Linked DNA regions of Homo sapiens: regions 2, 3, 4 and 5 are each linked to region 1. The links are chromatin contacts, found by Hi-C or POLR2A ChIA-PET in ENCODE. All regions are on one chromosome and are shown on one strand. Each heading gives the region's core, a stretch centred on a gene start or an enhancer-like site at or near the end of the contact. The rest is flanking DNA. Distances are from core to core; before and after follow the strand shown. Region 1 holds the start of BRD10 (bromodomain containing 10). Region 2 overlaps RIC1 (RIC1 partner of RAB6A GEF complex). Region 3 overlaps ERMP1 (endoplasmic reticulum metallopeptidase 1). Region 4 overlaps ERMP1 (endoplasmic reticulum metallopeptidase 1). Region 5 has its middle 31 kb from the start of IL33.

Region 1 (3,945 bases), core at 483-2,982:
ATTTTTTAATGGTTTAAGACACCTTTTTACATAAGCCAAAATTATTTTTCTAGAGATATTTCATCCTAAACGCTGTTTTAAATGTCATGCTAAAACTGTCTAAAAGTTGCAGGTCCAACTTCCATCCCACAAAAACTGTTCCTCTGCCTACACGTGCAATTCTTCCTACGGGACCCATTCCATTTTACATCTGCAAACTATACCCAGCTCTTCAGCGCTGCAGACTCGGGTTTCCTTCTCAGTCTACGCGCAAGCCGGGTTCGGCCCACACCCACCACACCCCTCCGGTCCCCGCCCAGCGCCGCTCCTCCTCCCGGGCTTCTCCAGCACCGACTCAGCACCTATCAGCGCCGCCCCCAGGCCCCTGGCCCAGCCCATCCTCGGGCACGTGTGAGTGTGTGTTTGTGTCAGTCTGTCAGTCCCACCGGGGACCGGGCTCGCTTACCGAGAGAGAAGCGCTAACTTCTGCTCCAGCATCATCTCCAGCTTCTGGCCCTGTTTGGAGATCCAGTGGTCCACTCCGTGCAGGCGGTAGCACGTCTCCAGCATCAACCTGAAGTCCGCCACGAACTCGGTGATGCCCCCGTACTGGCCGCTGGCGAACTTCTCTTCCATCTGCAGCAGACACATGCCCTGTCCGGGCTGCTGCGGGAAGGCGCGACCGCCCCGGCCCCCGCTGCGCGGCCCTTCCGCCACCTCCTCCTCCGCGGTGGCAACGCCCCCCAAGGGCTGCAGAAAGGGGGCGGTGAGGCCCCGGTGCTTCTCCTGCAGGAACTCGCCCAGGATGCGGTAGCCCTGCTGTAGCTCGTAGGTCAGCTCCTGCTCCTTGCAGCAACCGCCTCCGATCACCATCGCCTCCATCTCTTCCTCCTGATCGTCCGCGTCCTCCAGCGAGGAGGCACTCCTTCCGTGGGCCGGCCCTGAGGTCTGGGCCGCCGCTGCCACCTCCTCCTCGTCGTCCTCTCCTTCGGCCGCCGGTGGCGGCCGCTCTTCCTCCCCAGCCGGCTCCATCGCTCCCGGCGTCCCGGGCACACTCATGCCCCGGCAGGCCTAGGCTGGGCGGTGTGGAACAGCCGCTCGAGGTGCTGGGGGACGCGTGAGCGCGAGCCGCTTCCTCACGGCTCGGCCGCGGCGCGTAGCCCCCGCCACATCGGGCCTGGCTCTCCTCAGCCGCCGGCTCGGCTCGGTGCGCGCGGGGGTCTTGAGCTCACCGCCGGCGGGGCGGGGTTACATGGCGCGCGAGGAGGGGGGAGAGAAGAGGAGAGCCTAGGTGCCCTCCTCTCCCCTCCCCCCCGGCGGCGGCGCGCGCACGGCCCTCGCCGGCCTCACCCCTCCGCACCCCGCCCGCCTGCTCTTCACCGGCCAGGCCCTGCCGGGTCGCCGCGGCCTCGGCGCCCCACCCCCTCCCGGGCCAGCGGGGGGCTGGGAGGGGGCGAGGAGGAAGGGGGTTCTCCTCTCCCCTCCCCGGAGGGGGCCGCAGCGGCGGCTCCGGCTCCTCCTCTCCCTCACACCCCCTCCCGCCCCCCTCTACCTGCGGGGGACACGGGCAGAAGGAGGCGGTGCACGGACGGGGCCCGGCGACAACTGTCAGTTAGAAGCCCCGCTGGGCGGTGAGGGGGGAGAAAGGGGAGGGGCAGGGAGAGAAGGGGGAGGGCACTCAGCCCCCCGGCTGGGAAGAGCTGTGGAGAGAAGCAAAGAAAGAGGCCCTGTCGCCATCCCCGGTGCGCATGCGTAGTAGAACAATTCCCCCCTCCCCCCCCGCCACCATCGTGCCCCGCCCCGCTACGCAAAAGGAAGAGCTTCGGCTCAGCTACAGGCCCAGAAGCCTGCTAGGGTTGCGCGGACCAATGATGTAATCAATCGTAGGCCAATCGAACATGTTGATGGAGGGGGAAGCAAGGCGCCTGCGCAGCTTAATTCGCTACCGCCTGGGAAGGTGGCCAAAAGGCTTTTTTTAAAGCAAGTGCTTCAAGAGGAAACTTCTTTTGCAAGACCCGTGTTAGCCCCCCAAACTAAAATTAAAGTTGCTAGATAACCTTTGTTAATGGCAAATGAATAGTGAGAAAGCGCAAAATGTAAATCTTCTCTACTATAAAATTTACATTCTGTTCCCACCCTTTCTCCCTTGTGACTGCGGGTCTTCTATATATAACCAGAATTTTGAGAAGTTTAGAAAGAAAGTTTAAGGACTCGACCATACGTTCACATGCAGAAGAAAAGGAAGTGATTTTTAGAACCCCAGCTCTTAACATCAATTCATATTTTGGAACTAATTCCATGTTTTCAGTTACAAATTTCCACCCTCCCGATTCTTGAGATCTGTTAAGAATAAAGAGAATGGAACCTCATTTAAACAAATTCTTGGGACTGAAAACAGTCAAAATAGTTCATGTCTGAGTTGTACAGCATTAAACAGTTGTTTGCATGGGCTGATAATCTCACTACATTTTACAATTACTGTTTAATGACTAAAAAGTGGACTCATCATTCACATTGGTTTACATGTTACTTAAAATTAGTTGGGAGGTAGGAATTCATGGTTCCATAAAGCAAATACTACTATTTCCTCATGTTCTATTTGAAAGACGCACATATTATTTTTTCTAGGTACACAGAACCCTCGTTAAAACCTAGAATTACCTAAACACAAAAACAAAATTACAGAAATCATGCATTTTAAAAGTAAAATGTGTATAACTAAATGATTAGGATACTCTGACTCTTGCAATTGTTTACTTCTCATTAATGTGAACTTTAAAGCAGTGATAAAATTTTTTTTTAACCTCAAAGCTGTTTTTGTCCAGTAAGTTAAGTATCACTCTTAAGTAAAATAGTGAAGCGGGAACGCTCTGTTAGGGTATTCACACTGTCCTCCACACATACCTTTTATCTAGTATTCGAGGTCTCCTCTCATCAGACATTTGTAATATATAACGCATTTACAGGGTTCTCTCCCCTCAGAGAAGAGTCTGTGGACTCTGAAGAGTCCACAGAACCTCAGCTCACAGAAAGAAAAATGCAGGGATCAGTCTTACTTCAGCACCTGGCAACCAAAACGTGTGTCTGACTAGACATTCCTCCTTTCTTTCGACAAAGCCCAGGAATCTGAAGCCCAACGTACCCAAGCAAACATCCTCTACTCCTCTTTAGTCATCAGCTCTATTTCATGACTCTTGGACAATATTAGCTTACATTATTGAACCCTGTGCCACTAAGCACTTTATATTCATTGTCTCCTTTAATCTCACAACAAGCCTATCAGCTAGGTATTAACCTTATTTTTCAGATGAGGAAACTGCCTCTTAGTTTAAGAAAGTTGTTAAACAAAGTTAAAATCTAGGTCTGTCATACTTCAAAAACTCCAGGTGCCTAATTCCAAGTCATCTGGCAGAATTTCTAATTCCTCATACATAAAAGTGTAGGGAATTGCTAGAAATGTTGATAAAGGGTTTCTTAATTAAGATTATATAAAAGAGAAAGGTGTGGGTGAGTAGAAGGAACCTCAACTCTAGGTTATGAAGAGGTCAAGATGATAGCAACTTAACTATAATGAAAGTAGGATCGGGTCCTTGATCTTAAAAAAGAAACTCTATTACACAAGAAATATGGGCTGGGCACGGTGGCTGACACCTGTAATCCCTGCACTTTGGGAGGCTGAGGTGGACAGATCACCTGAGGTCAGGAGTTCTAGACCAGCCTGGCTAACATGGTGAAACCCCGTTTCTACTAAGAATACAAAAAATTAGCTGGGAGTGGTGGTGCGCACCTGTAATCCCAGCTACTCGGGAAGCTGAGGCAGAATTGCTTGAACCTGGGAGGCGGAGGTTGCAGTGAGCCGAGATCGTGCCATTGCACTCCAGCTTGGGCAACAAGAGCAAAACTACATCTCAAAACAAACAAACAAAACAAGAAATATGTTGGTTGTAGGTATGTAGGTAAATTAGA
Region 2 (3,945 bases), core at 632-3,131, 240 kb before region 1:
AAACTTGTGAGTAAAGTACTAGTCATTTCTTTTCAAACATTAAGAAGGTATGGGATGAGGATGAAGGAATGAAACAATTTAAGAGAAGAGTATTTTATGATTTGGAAAGGAGAAATTAAGTCCATAAAATCAGTCTTAAGCCTCTGGGTGTAAGACTGACTGACTGGAGGATAAGGTCCCAAAATGATCATGAAATGTTCCATACTCCATATGTTAACTGCTTAGGCATCATTCATTGCAAATTCTAATGGAAAAAATAGGGATAGACTGGTGAAGTTCATGGGGTGTTTTGTTTTCAGATTTAAGTGTATATACTTTAAAAGGCCAGGATACTTTTATTAACTCTAATTCTAATTAGATCCCTTTGCTTTTCCCAAAAAAATATTATACTATCATTTGAAAGACTTAGTAAACTAGTACCTAGGAACTTAAGAACCTGCAGATTTAATAGGAAAACAACTTGATTCTTGTCTCTCCTTCTCCAGCTGCCATTCTGTCCTCCTGTTGTACTAGCCCAGTCTGTTGAAAATGTCTGGACAACGTGTCGAGCAAATAAACAGAAACGTCACCTTCTGGAGGCCCTCTGGCTGAGCTGTGGTGGTGCAGGGATGAAAGTTTGGCTCCCTCTCTTCCCTAGGGATCACCGCAAGCCCCATTCCTTCTTGTCCCAGCGGATCATGCTGCCTTTCCACATCAACATTTACCCGCTAGCTGTTCTGTTTGAAGATGCTTTAGTCCTTGGTGCTGTCAATGACACTTTGCTCTATGATTCTTTATATACTCGGAACAATGCTAGAGAACAGCTGGAGGTGCTCTTCCCTTTCTGTGTTGTGGAGAGAACCTCTCAGATCTACCTCCACCACATTCTACGTCAACTTCTGGTCAGAAACCTTGGGGAGCAAGCCTTGCTCTTGGCCCAGTCCTGTGCCACATTACCTTACTTCCCTCATGTGCTGGAGCTCATGCTCCATGAAGTACTGGAAGAAGAAGCTACCTCACGGGAGCCCATTCCCGACCCTCTGCTTCCCACTGTGGCAAAATTTATCACTGAGTTCCCCCTCTTCCTGCAGACAGTTGTCCATTGTGCCAGGAAGACCGAATATGCCCTGTGGAATTACCTTTTTGCAGCTGTTGGAAACCCTAAGGACTTGTTTGAGGAGTGTTTGATGGCTCAGGATTTGGACACAGCTGCCTCTTACCTTATTATCTTACAGGTAACAATTCTCTTCTTATAAAGGGGCAAGAATTAATGAGCTTAAACTTAGAAAAATAGAAATGTCCTGTTTTGACACCATGATTGTGTTTAAGGAATTCATAGTCAAATTTTCTGTTTATATCTTTAATTTGGAAGAATTCAGACAGATTCCTTTGAATATCATAAAGTAACATTGCAGAGATATTTTTTCCATTGTCCATAAATAGGCCTAAAACAGATTAATGAGTTCAGAGTAGTGTTTTGAAATTTTAATATATTGAAGAAATTTAATATGTATATTAGAATACATGTAATAGGAACATGGAAGAAATATTACATAAGATTATTGAAATATTACATAAGAAACATAGCAAAGAAAGTATTATTTGAGATATTAGTGAGTTTGAGCTTCTCACAACAGTAGATTTGTTTCCTTTCAGTGTGGGTTACTGAGGGGACACTTATTAGAGCATGGTCATAACAGAGCACCTTGAGCTAGTCTTCCCCAAAGCAAGCTGAGAAGGCTCAGGCCTGCCACAGCAAAGACCCTCATAGCACACAGTTTTTCTCAAAATAATGGCTTCTTTGCAACTCCTGAAAATTTATTTCATTAGCTATTTGACAAAAGGGCTTGACAGTTGGTTATTTGATAGGCTACACTTAAAGATTCTTTCCAGTTACTGCAAAGTTGTTTCCATTGATGTAAGAAGCTAACCATAAACCTGGTTTCAATCTCTGCCTGAAGCAGATTTCCTGTCAGCTTCTTTGCTTCATGACAATGAACTGAAACCAGAGGAGACACTCAAGCAGAGGCCAGGTGGCCTTGAAGTATGATTCCATGGCTAACCCTAAAGAAAAAGACATAGGGTTTTAAAAATAGAATCAAAATAAATGCAGCTGTTTTTTGGTTCCGGGTCACTCCCTGCAACTTCACTGTATCTCCCTGACAATGTAATTTTTTTCTGCAACAGAATTCCTAAGTTGCTATGGATTGGCAGATAATAATTACAATTACAGTTGTCTATTAGGCACCTTTCCATAAAGACCAAGATAGGCAGGTTAAATTTGTGAAAGAAAAATGGAGGATTCTGAATGTGCAGCAGAACTTTACTACTTGCTATTGCCCAAAGCAAAGATTCTAGTCACATCCTCAGAAAACTCTGCAACAGGAGACAGACCTGACCTATTTTGGAGTCAGGCAAACCTCCCTTTTTTTTCTTCCTTTTCTGCTGATCTTCAACAATTTACTTAACTCAGTTTCCTCACTTGTAAAATACAAATGATATGCCTATCTGCAGAGTCACTGGGAGAAATAAATGAAATGACTTAAAGTATATGTATGCTATCTGGCATGTAGTAGGAGTTTAATAAATTATAGTTTACATACACCAGAAGAGTACTTGCCTCGCTTTTCCTTGTATGGTACTTTTTAATCTTATTATTAAACTAACCCCTGTGGTGGTGTGGCTACATTCTTTGAGTTTAGAAAACGAGATAAAGAATTGCTCATATCTTCCCAAATTGTGTAGTATAAAAAGAATGCTGTCCTGGTTGTTTTTTGTAGAATATGGAAGTCCCTGCAGTAAGTAGGCAACATGCTACCCTTCTATTCAACACAGCACTAGAACAAGGCAAGTGGGACCTTTGTCGACACATGATTCGATTTCTTAAAGCCATTGGCTCTGGAGAATCTGAGACACCTCCATCCACACCCACAGCTCAGGTTAGTTGCAAAAGTTACACATCTTCTCTAGGCCATACACCCACGTAGCATCTTTCTCTAATGGTACTGCATATGGTGTGTAATCCTAGGAACCCAGTTCAAGTGGTGGATTTGAGTTCTTCAGGAATCGAAGCATCAGTTTATCCCAGTCAGCTGAAAATGTTCCTGCCAGTAAATTCAGTTTACAGAAAACACTAAGTATGCCATCTGGTCCCTCTGGAAAAAGGTAAAATAATAAAGAGCCATTACTGCTTTTTGGGCATTCATGACACATTGCATTTCAAGACATTTACAAAATTAGGTCTTAATGGAAACAACTATTTAATCCAATTGCAGTTTCTTTTTCCATTCCCAAAAAGCAGAGGCCACACAGAAGGCTTCCCTTTTTCCTTCCTCCCAAGTTCACTTCAGCACCCTCTGAATAGTTTCTGCCCCTTTTTCTGGAATAGATCTTCATGTACCTGTTCTGAATGTAACAAACTTGTTTAAGACAGAGTCTCACTCTGTCACCCAGGCTGGAATGCAGTGGCACCATCTCAGCTCACTGCAACCTCCGCCTTACAGGTTCAAGCGATTATCCTGCCTCAGCCACCCAAGTAGCTGGGATTACAGGCATATGCCACCACACTCGGCTAATTTTCATATTTTTAGTAGAGACGGGGTTTCAACATGTTGCCCAGGCTAGTCTCGAACTCCTGGCCTCAAGGATCCACCTGCCTCTGCTTCCCAAAGGGCCGGGATTACAAGCGTGAGCCACCCTACCTGGCCAAATGCTACAAACTTTTTTTTCCCATAAGTTACTGGGGTCCAGGTGGTATTTGGTTACATTAATAAGTTATTTAGTGGTGATTTGTGAGATTTTGGTGCACCCATCACCCAAGCAGTATACACTGCACCATATTTGTTGTCTTTTATCCCTCACCCCCTCCCAGCCTTTCCCCCAAGTCCCCAAAGTCCATTGTATCATTCTTATGCCTTTGCGTCCTCATGGTTTAGCTCCCACATATCAGTGAGAACATACTACATT
Region 3 (3,945 bases), core at 806-3,305, 210 kb before region 1:
CTACTAAAAATACAAAAATTAGCCAGGCATGGTGGCACACACCTGTAATCCCAAATACTCAGGAGGCTGAGGCAGGAGAATCACTTGAACCCAGGAGGCGGAGGTTGCAGTGAGCCGAGATCGTACCACTGCACTCTAGCCTGGGCGACAGAGCGAGACTCCATCTCAAAAAAAAAAAAAAAAGAAGTCATAACCAGCTTCAATTGATTTTAGAAACATCACAGGCTCTTCCTAAGTTGCTGGTTCCTGTGATATATCTGAGGGAAAAACATACATGCCACTTATTAACAAGTTTAAGAAATAAAGGAGGGGAGAAAAAACTATTATATGACTTACCTGTTGCTTCAAAAGTCAATTTTATAGAATCCCAAGGTGTCTGTTCTTTGGATATGAGTCGGAAATGAGGAGGATTTCTTGGAGAAACTTCTGGGGCAGGAAGATACCAGTTTTTCCTATTTAGAAAGGAAGCTTCAGTTTTAGGGTGCTTTATTATTTGATGGCTATCTGTAACTCACAGAACTGTTCAGCATATATGAACACATTTTTGGGTATGAAAATAAACTGACAGACATGATAAGCAATGCCAACTCCAACAAATTTAGGTTATTTTGTAATAAAACCTTCCCAATGTTAAGAACAAAGGAGTAACCTAGGTGATCTTGATTCCACCACCCATCCTATTTCTTCTCATCCAGTCCTTCACTGCCAAGCTATAAAATCTTCCCAGAGAAAACAATTTTTTTTTTTCTTTGAGAGACAGAGTTTTGCTGTTGTTGCCCAGGCTGGAGTGAAATGGCGCGATATCGGCTCACCGCAACCTCCACCTCCCGGGTTCAAGCAATTCCCCTGCCTCAGCCTCCCGAGTACCTGGGATTACAGGCATGCACCACCATGCCCGGCTAATTTTATATTTTTAGTAGAGACACGGTTTCTCCAGGTTTGTCAGGCTGGTCTCGAACTCCCGACCTCAGGTGATCCACCCGCCTCGGCCTCCCAAAGTGCTGGGATTACAGGCATGAGCCACCGTGCCCGGCCACAATTTTTGAGATAGATGCTTATTGGCTATTATATTAGTTAGAAGGGCCACCTTTTCTAACCACTCAGGTTTCTAGAGAAAAGATTTTTAAAATTTGAAAAAACAAAACTACTCTTCTGAGTGCTTTATTCCACTAAAAAAAAAAAAAAAGTTTCATAATGATAGAAAAAATAGTACAAACACCACTGAACTTGTATATTAAAGGATGGCAGTTTAAATGATAAGAGTACTGATATGGTGACAAGACTTGAGAACAAACTAACCTTAAGCAGAAAAATAATGAACCAACCTGATCAGAAAGTGCACTGGAAGATACCAAGGAAAACCACAAAGAGGTGCATTCTCCTCACAGTGAGCTCGGATACTATCATTGATCTCAGGAATGTGAGGGGTTATGTGAGAAATTCCAGTATAATCAAACCCATTGATCCATATTCCAGAGTCCCGTTTAACTGCATTTCCTTCCAAGTCATGGAATGTTCTAGTCATATGCTGAAAAAAAAAGACTAGTGAAAAAACTGTTTCAACTAGTACACCCACATTCCCACCCCAGATTACAAAAATGGAGTATGACAATACCAAGAAATGATGTGGATATGGAGCAAGTGAATAAGACACTGAGAGTTTCTAAGGTACTGCTAGCGTTCTTTATTTTAAACTGGAAAATAGATATATAGATTATTGTTTTATTGTATCTTCCAAATATATTTAGGATTCCTATAAAATGTTTTTGAAACTTACTATTTCAGACTTAAAAGACGTTAATGTTAGAGCTGCTTTTAGATAAGGATTTAAAACAAATACATCCTAAGCACATATATACATACACACTCATTTCCCTATTAGTGTTTTATGAAGCTAATTCATGTGCAGAGAAAAGTGGGAATTGCAGCTCACCACTAGATGACAGCCTTGTGCCTAACAGAATTCTATGAAAAGGCACCGTGCTCCATTTGAAATAACTTTATTCACGGCAGAAACCAGCCTGAAGAATACCAATCAGGAAAAAAACAAACAAAAAAAAACACTGCATAGGGCAGGAGCCGGCAAACTGCAGCCAACAGGGCAAACTGTCCACTGACTGTTTTTATATACGAACCATTATTTGAACATGGCCACACTCATTTGTTTGGGTATACTCTGTTGCTGCTTTCGCTCTGTTTCACTGCAACAGACTGTATTGCTGACAAAGCCCAAAATATTATCTTGTCCTTTACAGGAAAAGTTTGCCAACTTCTGGCACAGTGGAAGAGAACCCCCAAACAAATCAGAAAATGACTTTTTAAAAATAAAAATCCTGCTTTTCCTAAGTATTACTGACATAATTATAAAACTTAATACATCATGAAAAACACACTGAACCTCCTAAAAAAAAATCCGTTCTTCACTAAAGGTTTTACAAATTGTAAAATCTCACATAAAATTTATCACAGTGTCCTTCAGGACTATAACAAGGAATTGTTATTTGGCCCCTTTTCAAAACCTCCTAAGTGTTTTTAATTTTTTAAGTCCTTGAATAATTATCTAGGTATAATTCCTCTGGCATTTCTGTTTGGCTAGATTAGGTTAGATGTGACTCTTGCCCTTAAGGGTATATGTTATCTTGAAGCAGGATCTTTCACTTACAGAGTATAAAATACAAATAAGAATTATGCAAAATATACAATATGTTAGTATGTGTTCACAAACATGAGAAAGGGATGGGTATAAGGCATAAGATAATTTGTGTAGTATGAGAACTTTTAAAAACAATTTAGAAAAACTAACAATTTAGCCATCTCTAACAGAGATGACTAGAATTGAGGCTTACTGCTTTATAGTACCAGGTCTAAAAAATTTGAAGAAAAAGTTGAGATCTAAAATAAGTCCTCAAACTGGCCAGGTGTGGTGGCTCACACCTGTAATCCCAAGCACTTTGGGAGGCCGAGGTGGGTGGATCACCTGAGGTCAGGAATTCAAGAACAGCCTGGCCAACGTAGTGAAACCCTGTCTCCACTAAAAATACAAAAATTAGCCAGGCGTGGTGGCGAGCGCCTGTAATACCAGCTACTTGGGAGTCTGAGGCAGGAGAATCACTTGAACCGAGGGGGCAGAGGTTGCAGTGAGCCAAGATCGTTCCACTGCACTCCAGCCTGGGCAACAGACCAAGACTCCATTTTAAAAAAAGAGAAAAGAAAGTAAGTCCTAAAACTCACTTTATTAAACCCTTTCTAAGTTATAGTTTCACTATCACATATCACTTTGAATGTTACTTAAGATTAATTTTACTAGCACTTCTAAACATCAATTTTATTTTGCCAGTTGACAGTTTAGATTTTACTCAGCCTGTATACATTTTTACAATCTATATTTCTAAAAACTCATTATTCCATAATAAATATTTGCTCCTGTTTTTCCAAATAGATGCAGTTTTATAATTTGAATAGTAATAAAAACAAGCAAACATTTCCAATTCAGTCTCCTGGGAGATATATGTCTAGCTGATAAGAATGCCTCTTGACAGTCAGTCTTCTCCTCACTGCCTTACACACAAAAAAGGTGAGTATGACTAAATAGGTCAACAGCAGAAAAGTCAGCTGCGCTTGCTATTCACTACTGAAGCTCAAAACACACAGGGCTTCCTTTCCAGATCTCAAATACCTCATGCAAAACTGCTCACCTGAAGAAACACTCTCTTTGGCTTCGGATTAGCAGGATTGGAGCTATATGGAAAAAATGTTCCACTGCAAACAAGGAGGAATGTAATTGCACATACCAAAGTTAAAGTTAGCATGGTTTTTTTTGTGCTCTTGGCAAGGTAGATGAAGTTAATCTGAAACACAAACCACAAACACAGAAATATTACAAATTCATTCTAGTGGTGGAAAGGTGTTTTTAACTAACTTTATTTTTAACAGTATTACCTAACA
Region 4 (3,945 bases), core at 485-2,984, 190 kb before region 1:
ATCCTGAGATTATCAATTGACATGATTTTTCTCTTTATTCTGATAATGTAGTGAATTACACAGATTGATTTTCAAATATTATACCATCCTGTTGATCAACTTGGTTGGAAAGTATTATCTTTTGTATATATAAATATTCCTGGATTCAGTTTGCTAATACTTAATTTAGGACTTTTGCATCTAAAGTTGGTATTACCTACCCAAAATATCTACCAAAGCTGAACATATACACATCTTATGACCCAGCGATTCCACTCAGAAATGTGCATACACATACATGTGTACCAAAAGACATTTACGAGAATGTTCACAGCAGCACCATTCATAGCAAAAACCTGGAAACAACATAACAGCACCAACGGAATGGATCAATTGTTGTAGAATTGACTAGTGTTCGGCAAGAAAAAAGAATGAACTACAGATGAGGAAGTGAAGCTCGGAGTGGTCACATGACCTGTCCAAGGTTCCACGTGTAGAATGTGCTATAGCTAAAGTTTTGAGGTTTGACCTTAGATCATCTAACTACAGAGCCTATGCTTTTTTTTTTTTTTTTTGGTGACAGAGTCTCGCTCTGTCTCCCAGGCTGGAGTACAGCACCTCAATCTTGGCTCACTGCAAGCTCTGCCTCCCGGGTTCACACCATTCTCCTGCCTCAGCCTCCCAAGTAGCTGGGACTACAGGCGCCTGCCAATATGCCCGGGTAATTTTTTGTATTTTTAGTAGAGATGGGGTTTCACCATGTTATCCAGGAAGGTCTCGATCTCCTGACCTCGTGATCCGCCTGCCTCGGCCTCCCAAAGTGCTGGGATTACAGGCATGAGCCACCGTGCCCAGCCTTTTTTTTGAGACAGAGTCTCTCGCTCTGTCGTCCAGGCTGGAATGCAATGGCATGATCTCGGCTCACTGTGACCTCTGCCTCCCGGGTTCAAGCGATTCTCCTGCCTCAGCCTCCCAAGTAGCTGGGATTACAAGCGCCCGCCACCATGCCTGGCTAATTTTTGTACTTTTAGTAGAGACAGGGTTTCACAATGTTGGCCAGGCTGGTCTCGAACTCCTGACCTCAGGTGATCCGCCCGCCTTGGCCTCCCAAAGTGCTGGGATTACAGGCGTAAGCCACCACACCCGGCCAGAGCCTATGCTCTTAATCAGTACCCTATCCTACCTCCACGCAAAACCTTTTAGTTATCTTACAGAGTAAGGTGGCAGGCAGATACAGAAACATTTTCAATTGACATTCTTTCTCCTGCCATCATCTAAATCCTATGATGCTTCCAGCTTCTTGTGTGTTCATTTCTCAAGAATGAGCCTCATCTTTCTTAATGCAAAGAGTATGGGCATGCGTAACGTTCAGAGGAGGTAGGCCTCAGTGCCAAGAATAGTAAGTCAAAGTTCTCTAGAAGTCCAGGGAAAACAGACCCAGCTCAGCAGACCCACAGCATCCTTCCACTGCTTTACTTCCTTCAATCTCTAGTTACGGCATCAATACACAAAAGGAAAAAAAAAAAGGAGGAACTAATAAAAGAGACTAAGAGTGGTAAATATTATGATGGAAGCCAAGTAACATGAGGCCTGAAAACTGACTGAATTTGCCAATGTGACCTTTACAAGAATAGTCGTGGTGAAGTGGGGAGGCTAAAGCTGACTAGAATTGTTCAAGAATAGATCACATGGTGGATCTATCGATTTTGGTGGATCTCGGTATATCAAGGTGGATCACTTGAGCCCAGGAGCTGGAGAACTGTGAGCCATGATTGCATCACTGCATTCCAGCCTAGATGACAAAGCAAGATCCTATCTCAAAAAAAAAAAAAAGCAGTTATTCAAGACTATGACTACAGACCATTCTTTTGAGGAATTCTGCAGTAGAGGGTCAGAGGAATAAGACTAGCTAGCAGGTTGTGATAAAAGTGGTTTTCTTTAAAATGGAGGAAAAGGTATGTCTGCATGCAAATGGAAATGATCCTATAGAGAGAGAAAAATTAATGATGGAAGAAAGAAAAAAATTATCATGACCAGTCTCCTACTCATACACTAAAGGTATTTCCAATTTTCTACTCTTAAGAGAAAACCAAGACTGGACATGATGCCTCATGCCTTTAATCCCAGCACTTTGGGAGGCCAAGGAAGGAAGACTGCTTAAGTCCAGAAGTTTGAGACCAGCCTGGGCAACACAGTGAGACCCTGTCTCTACAAAAAGTAAAAAACTGGCTGGGCATGGTGGCACGTGCCTGTCATCCCAGCTACTCAGGAGGCTGAAGCAGGCAGATCACTTGAGCCCAGGAGCTGGAAACCAGTGAGCCATGACTGCTCCACCACATTCCAGCCTGGGCAACAAAGCAAGATCCTATCTCAAAAAAAAAAAAAGAAAAGAAAAGAAAACCCAAGATGACTTAGATTTATGTCAACTATTTCTGCAGGTTAAATTCCCAGAAATGGGTCTGCTGAACTGAAGAGCCTGCACATTTAAAAAAGTAATACATGTTGCCAAAATGCACATCTACATTCTCACTAACAGTGTATGAAAATGACTGCTTATACTCATCAGCACTGGGCATTATCATTTTACTAACTTTTTGCTGATCAAGTATTTTAAAAATCCTTACTGTTATATGTATTTGCATTTATTCTCAAATAAAACTGTTTAATTTGGCAGTTTCTTAAAAAGCTATGCATAAATTTACTATACATCCCAGGAATTCCATTCCTAGGTATCTAAAAGAAATGAAAATATACGTTTACACAAAGACTTACACATGAATGTTTACTCCAGCATTATCATAAAAGTCTAAAAGTGGAAACAATCCAAATATCCATCGATGGATGAATGGATAAACGAAACATAATACATCCATACAATGGGTTAGTCAGCCATTAAAAAAAAATGAAGTACTAATACATGCGACAATGTGGATGAACCTTGTGAAAGCTGTCAGAATCAAAACAGACTCACTTGCGTTAAAAACTCCGATAACGGAGCCAGGGAAGGCCATGAAGGGAGGGTTCTCATGCACAAATGCCTGATAACAAGAATTATCACAAAAGACTCTTCAAAAACCACAACCTTGCATAAAGGCCATTGCAACCTCATATCAAACAAAAAACTTCAGCAAGGACATCAGCCCAGCAACTGCCTGTCCAATCTCAGACTGGTGCCACCCTTGTTATTGATCCTTGTAGCCAAGGATAATTATCCCTAAAAAATTATGTAATCCTCTTCATTTTTCCTATAAAAACTTTTGTCTTCCTTTACTGCCCTGGTTTACTATGGCACATAGTTTCACAGTTTACTATGGCACATGTATTCCTACTGCAACACCCATTACTAAATACCATCTTCTTTGAGAGTCTCCCTCTGTTATTTAGATTAACAATCTGAAATACATTACACTAAGTAAAAAAACCCAAACGCAAACAATCACGTGTTGTATGATTACATTTATATGAAATGTCTACAGCAGGAAAATCTATAGAGACACAAAGTAGACAGGCAGTTGCCTAGGGATGGGGGAAAATGGGAGTGACTGCTAATGAGTTTCCTATTTGGGATGATAAAAACATTCTAAAATTGATTATGATGATGATTGCACAACTAAGAATTATATATCTCAATAAAGCTGTAACTTTAAAAAAAAGAATTCATTCTAAAGAAGGCTACAGGCCGGGCGTGGTGGGTCACACCTGTAATCCCAGCACTTTGGGAAACTGAGTGGGCCGATCACCTGAGCTCAGGAGTTCGAGACCAGCCTGGCCAACATGGTGAAACCCCGTCTCCACTAAAAATACAAAAATTAGCCAGGCATGGTGTCACACACCTGTAATCCCAGCTACATGGCAGGCTGAGGCAAGAGAATCGCTTGAACCCAGGAGGCAGAGGGTGCAGTGAGCTGAGATCGCGTCACTGCACTCCACTCTAAGCGACAGAGCGAGACTCCACCTCAAAAAGAA
Region 5 (3,945 bases), core at 658-3,157, 180 kb after region 1:
CTCTGACTAGGAAAGGGAACTCCCTGATCCTCTGCGCTTCCGAGTGAGGCAATGCCTCGCCCTGCTTCCGCTGGCGCACGGTGCGCGCACCCACTGACCTGCGCCCACTGTCTGGCACTCCCTAGTGAGATGAACCCGCTACCTCAGATGGAAATGCAGAAATCACCCGTCTTCTGCGTTGCTCACGCTGGGAGCTGGAGACCGGAGCTGTTCCTATTCGGCCATCTTGGCTCCTCTCAGGTGAATTTTGATCTACCATTAAAACAAGGTGCCAGGACCGGATGTTTCGTAACAGTGCTCTCTCTAACTCTTAAATAACAGATAGTTCTAATCCTATTTAAGCTCCTTCATTTATTTTATGAAGTCAGCATAATCCTAATTCCAAAGCCAGATGGAGAATATAAAAATGTAAAACTCTTACAAATGAATCTAGATACAAAAATTCTAAATAAATTATTAGTAAACAAAATCTAGCCTCTAATAAAATGAATATTACCAAGTTGTGTATATTTTAGGAATGCAAATGTATGATCTAAAATCAATCACTTATCACTCATTACAACAGCAAATTAAGGAAGATAAACTACATAATCATATCAACACTTGCTGAAAAGGTGTTGATAAAATTCATCCATCTCCCCTAATAAAACCTCAACATAACATAGAAATAGAAGGAAATCGATGAAAAAAAATGAATGGCAAGTACATGAAATATAATAAGCTCTCATTCATTTAATATATACTTAAGTAGTTCCTAGTACCAGGCACACTCTGGTGATACAACAGTGAACATGATAGATACAATCTGTGCTCTGCAAGGCTTACAGTACAGTGGGAGTGACTGGAAATTTATTGGAGGCTTTGATGTGGAAGAAGGATATGGAAATCCATGAGAAAACACTATGCTTAGTCAGGGCCATGTGACAATAGAATTTCTGCAGACAGTGACAATTAAATTGAGATCTGAAAAGTGAGAAAGATGTATACAGATTAAAGAGAGGTTGGTTGGAGAAAATATTTCTGGGATAGAGAATAACCCTTACAAAGGCCTGGATAGGAGAGAACGAAAGTAAGTTGAGTATGGCGAAAGTACAGAGCAAGAGCTCAGGATGAAGTGTGTAATACAAACTGCGAAGAAAGGCTCAGCCCAGATCAGGAAGGCTTTGGAAGCCAAATTTAGGAGCTTGGACTTTACCCTACATGCAATGTGAAGACATGGCTGGGTGTTAAGTAGAAGAGTTGCACTGGTTCTTTTGTTTCCCATACCTCCAGATCCATTCTCTGCCCTGGAAATCAGATCCCCATAGGGTCTGTCACCCACTCTCCCTTGCCTACTGGCTTCCAGATGGGTTCAGCCAATGCGGTGCCTTTTCCCTGGGTCCCCTTGCTTCAGTGCTACACCCGATAGTAAATGTATCCCTCCTTGAACACAGGTCCTGCCAGGCAGCCCTTTTGTGGCTCCAGCTTTCACTGAGTAACTATTTCTTGTCTCTTCAGACCTACAGATAAATATGGCTTCCCCTGTTTCTAGTCTCTTTCATTCTGCCCACACCTCTGTAAGTAGCCCTTTCATCAAAGCTTTTCATTTGAACCATCTGAATTAAAGTCTATTTCCTTTTGGGACCCTGACTGATACAGGCATGATTAGGTCAGATTTGTGTTTTATAACAATCCCTCTGGCTGCTTTATGGAAAACAGATTGGAAGATGGCAAAGACCGGCTCCAAGGAGACCATTAAGGAGGCTGCTGTAATTCTGGAGGTAAGAGAGGATGGTGGCCTGGGCTCAGGTAGCAGAACTGGGGTTCAGGAGTGAGGAGTTTAACTCCTGGCCAAAACCGTATGTGTGATATTTCAGGCCCAGCCACAGGCAATTGCAAAGGCTTTGCCTGGAAGGCCTCATAGGAAAAGCTGCCCTTCCCACACCAGACTTGGTACAGAGCCAATGCATTGCAGTGTCTGAGGAGAGTTGCAGTCAAAGATTCAGGCCTCCTGGCCAGCTATGCTCTTATACATATCTGCATTCATGGCCCAGGCACCTCCATTTGGAAGTCTTCTTCTTTTCAGGGAAGCTTGAAGACACTTTACCCACTCTGACTCAGTACTCGATATTTTCTACTTGCAGCCCTCCCATTCTTCCTCACTTCTGGCTCCAGGGTCCATAAAACTGCAGGTGCCTTTTGGTTGGAGATCCCTAAACAGTGAGTTGACTCCACCAACACACTGTTCCACTGGGGGAAATGAAACAAAGGGGAGTCAAGGTTTGACTGTTACTTTCATTTTGGCTATTTTTAATCAGCTACTCTAACGCCTGAAAGCTTAGCTGAGTGGCTGATGGAAAGAAGCATGTAGATTCCAGAGATATTTGGACGATAGAGTTGACAGGATTTGGCCATTTATTAGATTGGGGGATGGGGTAGGATAGAGAACAGTGAGGGAAAATAAAAAGCCAAGGAAACTGCATAGGTGATTTGGGCAATAGAGTGGATGGTGGTGCCATTCACTGGACCATGAAACAAGGAACAGGAGCTGAGTGGCAGGAAAATACTTTCATCTGGGGCATGACACTTCAGAGAAGCCTGTGGGTCATCCAAGGCAGATATTCAGAAAACAGCTGGATATGTAAAAAGGAATTTAGCGGAGAGGTCTGAATTGTTATGTAGATTTGAGAATCATTCATTAATAAATGGTAAGTATAGATATTGGCATGAATAAAATGAAGCTGGGAGAATACATAGAATGAGAAGAAAAGATGGCCTGAAACTGAGGCTCACCATGGTCTCTTTTTAGACTTGTCCTCTTTTGGTTCTCTAGATAATTCTCCAATGATATGTTTTTCTATGACCCTCTCAAAACCTTTCTTAAACTTACTAAATAAAATAGAGACAGCAGGTTATAATGACAGAGCTTGGAACATTATAGATACTCAGTAAATGTGCACAACCTTCCTTTCTAACTCTGTATTTCTCAGGATTGTGTTAAGAATCCTGAGTTAATTAAGGTTCCTGGCTAAAGACAAAGCTATGTCTAAATGAAGGCAGCTGTTATCATACTTGCAGGTGCTATATTTCTTTAAATAATGAGTTTTATATATTTACTGTAAAGGATTCTTTTAGTTCACATATTATTTCTCCTAAACAGCAAAGGATACCACCTTTAAACCAAACCAAACCAAGTCATGCCTCTGAGTGAAGTTGTAGAATAATTTTTTTGAAACTTTAACATTTTAATTTTCTATTAGCAAGCTAAAACAAAGCAGAGGCTAAATTCCATAGTCTCCAGAAATATGGGGATCGCTATATGTAAGTGTATTAGTCCATTTTCATACTGCCCAAGACTGGGTGATTTATAAAGAAAAGAGGTTTAGGAGCCAGGCACGGTGGCTTACACCTGTAATCCCAGCTACTTGGGAGGCTGAAGCAGGGAAATTGCTTGAACCTGGGAGGTGGAGGTTGCAGTGAGCCGAGATGGCGCCACTGTACTCCAGCCTGGGTGGCAGGGCGAGACTCCATCCCCAAAAAAACAAAACAAAACAAAACAAAAACAAAAAGGGAAGGAAGGAAGGGAGGGAGGGAGAAGGTGAAGGGGAAGGGGAAGGGGAAGGGGGAGGAATAAGAAAAAGAAAAAGAGGTTTAATGGAATCACAGTTCAACATGGCTGGGGTGGCCTCACAACCACGGTGGAAGGCGAAGGAGGAGCAAAGGCATATCTTGCATGGCAGCAGGCAAGAGAGCGTGTGCAGGGGAACTGCCCTTTATAAAATCATCAGATCTTGTGAGACTTATTCACTATCATAAAAACAGCATGGGAAAAACCTGCCCCCACGATTCAATTACCTCCCACTGGGTCCCTCTAATGACAAGTGGGGATTATGAGAACTACAACTCAAGATGAAATTTGGGTGGAGACACAGCCAATTCATATCAGTAAGTTCATCCTGAAAGGCT

The links. Hi-C counts contacts between places; a loop is a spot of excess contacts on that map. ChIA-PET counts read pairs that join two places held with the same protein, here RNA polymerase II (POLR2A). Pooled maps may share reads with other maps.
Region 2: a pooled map shows a loop between it and region 1 (3-fold over the local background). The contact joins the enhancer-like site here to the promoter of BRD10 in region 1. A Hi-C loop is called at or near these places in 6 of 50 pooled maps. POLR2A ChIA-PET finds 5 or more read pairs at or near these places in 3 of 52 experiments (WTC11, activated CD4-positive, alpha-beta T cell and activated naive CD4-positive, alpha-beta T cell).
Region 3: a map of IMR-90 shows a loop between it and region 1 (6-fold over the local background). The contact joins the enhancer-like site here to the promoter of BRD10 in region 1. A Hi-C loop is called at or near these places in 5 of 168 maps with a recorded cell type or tissue (IMR-90, endothelial cell of umbilical vein, mammary epithelial cell and 2 more) and 12 of 50 pooled maps. POLR2A ChIA-PET finds 5 or more read pairs at or near these places in 5 of 52 experiments (A549, A673, Caco-2 and 2 more).
Region 4: POLR2A ChIA-PET joins it to region 1 with 10 read pairs in MCF 10A. The contact joins the enhancer-like site here to the promoter of BRD10 in region 1. A Hi-C loop is called at or near these places in 1 of 168 maps with a recorded cell type or tissue (posterior cingulate gyrus) and 4 of 50 pooled maps. POLR2A ChIA-PET finds 5 or more read pairs at or near these places in 3 of 52 experiments (A549, AG04450 and MCF 10A).
Region 5: a pooled map shows a loop between it and region 1 (4-fold over the local background). The contact joins the enhancer-like site here to the promoter of BRD10 in region 1. A Hi-C loop is called at or near these places in 2 of 50 pooled maps. POLR2A ChIA-PET finds 5 or more read pairs at or near these places in 3 of 52 experiments (WTC11, activated CD4-positive, alpha-beta T cell and activated naive CD4-positive, alpha-beta T cell).

The regions. Positions count from the first base shown.
Region 1 is chr9:6,006,750-6,010,694 of GRCh38, forward strand. BRD10 (bromodomain containing 10) reads right to left here and starts at 1,733. Exons shown (of 8, transcript NM_001017969.3): 1 at 446-1,733. The coding sequence starts at 1,038. It overlaps MIR4665 (microRNA 4665), which reads left to right and starts at 1,077; the gene lies at 1,077-1,155. RefSeq lists silencers at 201-260, 651-810, 1,001-1,230, 1,281-1,800 and enhancers at 401-630, 762-1,263, 1,264-1,763.
Region 2 is chr9:5,762,655-5,766,599 of GRCh38, forward strand. RIC1 (RIC1 partner of RAB6A GEF complex) reads left to right here. Exons shown (of 26, transcript NM_020829.4): 18 at 1-6; 19 at 486-1,214; 20 at 2,760-2,918; 21 at 3,008-3,144. Among named protein-coding and RNA genes, the nearest start is that of ERMP1, 68 kb to the right of the region's middle. RefSeq lists an enhancer at 1-953. Within about 2 kb of position 1,882, at least 2 of the 41 ENCODE cell types and tissues checked have a DNase peak (open chromatin) inside an H3K27ac peak, as active enhancers do.
Region 3 is chr9:5,797,481-5,801,425 of GRCh38, forward strand. It overlaps ERMP1 (endoplasmic reticulum metallopeptidase 1), which reads right to left. Exons shown (of 15, transcript NM_024896.3): 11 at 3,696-3,848; 12 at 1,326-1,528; 13 at 337-452. Among named protein-coding and RNA genes, the nearest start is that of ERMP1, 34 kb to the right of the region's middle. Within about 2 kb of position 2,056, at least 3 of the 41 ENCODE cell types and tissues checked have a DNase peak (open chromatin) inside an H3K27ac peak, as active enhancers do.
Region 4 is chr9:5,816,362-5,820,306 of GRCh38, forward strand. All of the region lies in intron 4 of ERMP1 (endoplasmic reticulum metallopeptidase 1), which reads right to left. Among named protein-coding and RNA genes, the nearest start is that of ERMP1, 15 kb to the right of the region's middle. Within about 2 kb of position 1,735, at least 3 of the 41 ENCODE cell types and tissues checked have a DNase peak (open chromatin) inside an H3K27ac peak, as active enhancers do.
Region 5 is chr9:6,182,989-6,186,933 of GRCh38, forward strand. No RefSeq gene overlaps it. Among named protein-coding and RNA genes, the nearest start is that of IL33, 31 kb to the right of the region's middle. RefSeq lists enhancers at 1-563, 2,038-2,137. Within about 2 kb of position 1,908, at least 2 of the 41 ENCODE cell types and tissues checked have a DNase peak (open chromatin) inside an H3K27ac peak, as active enhancers do.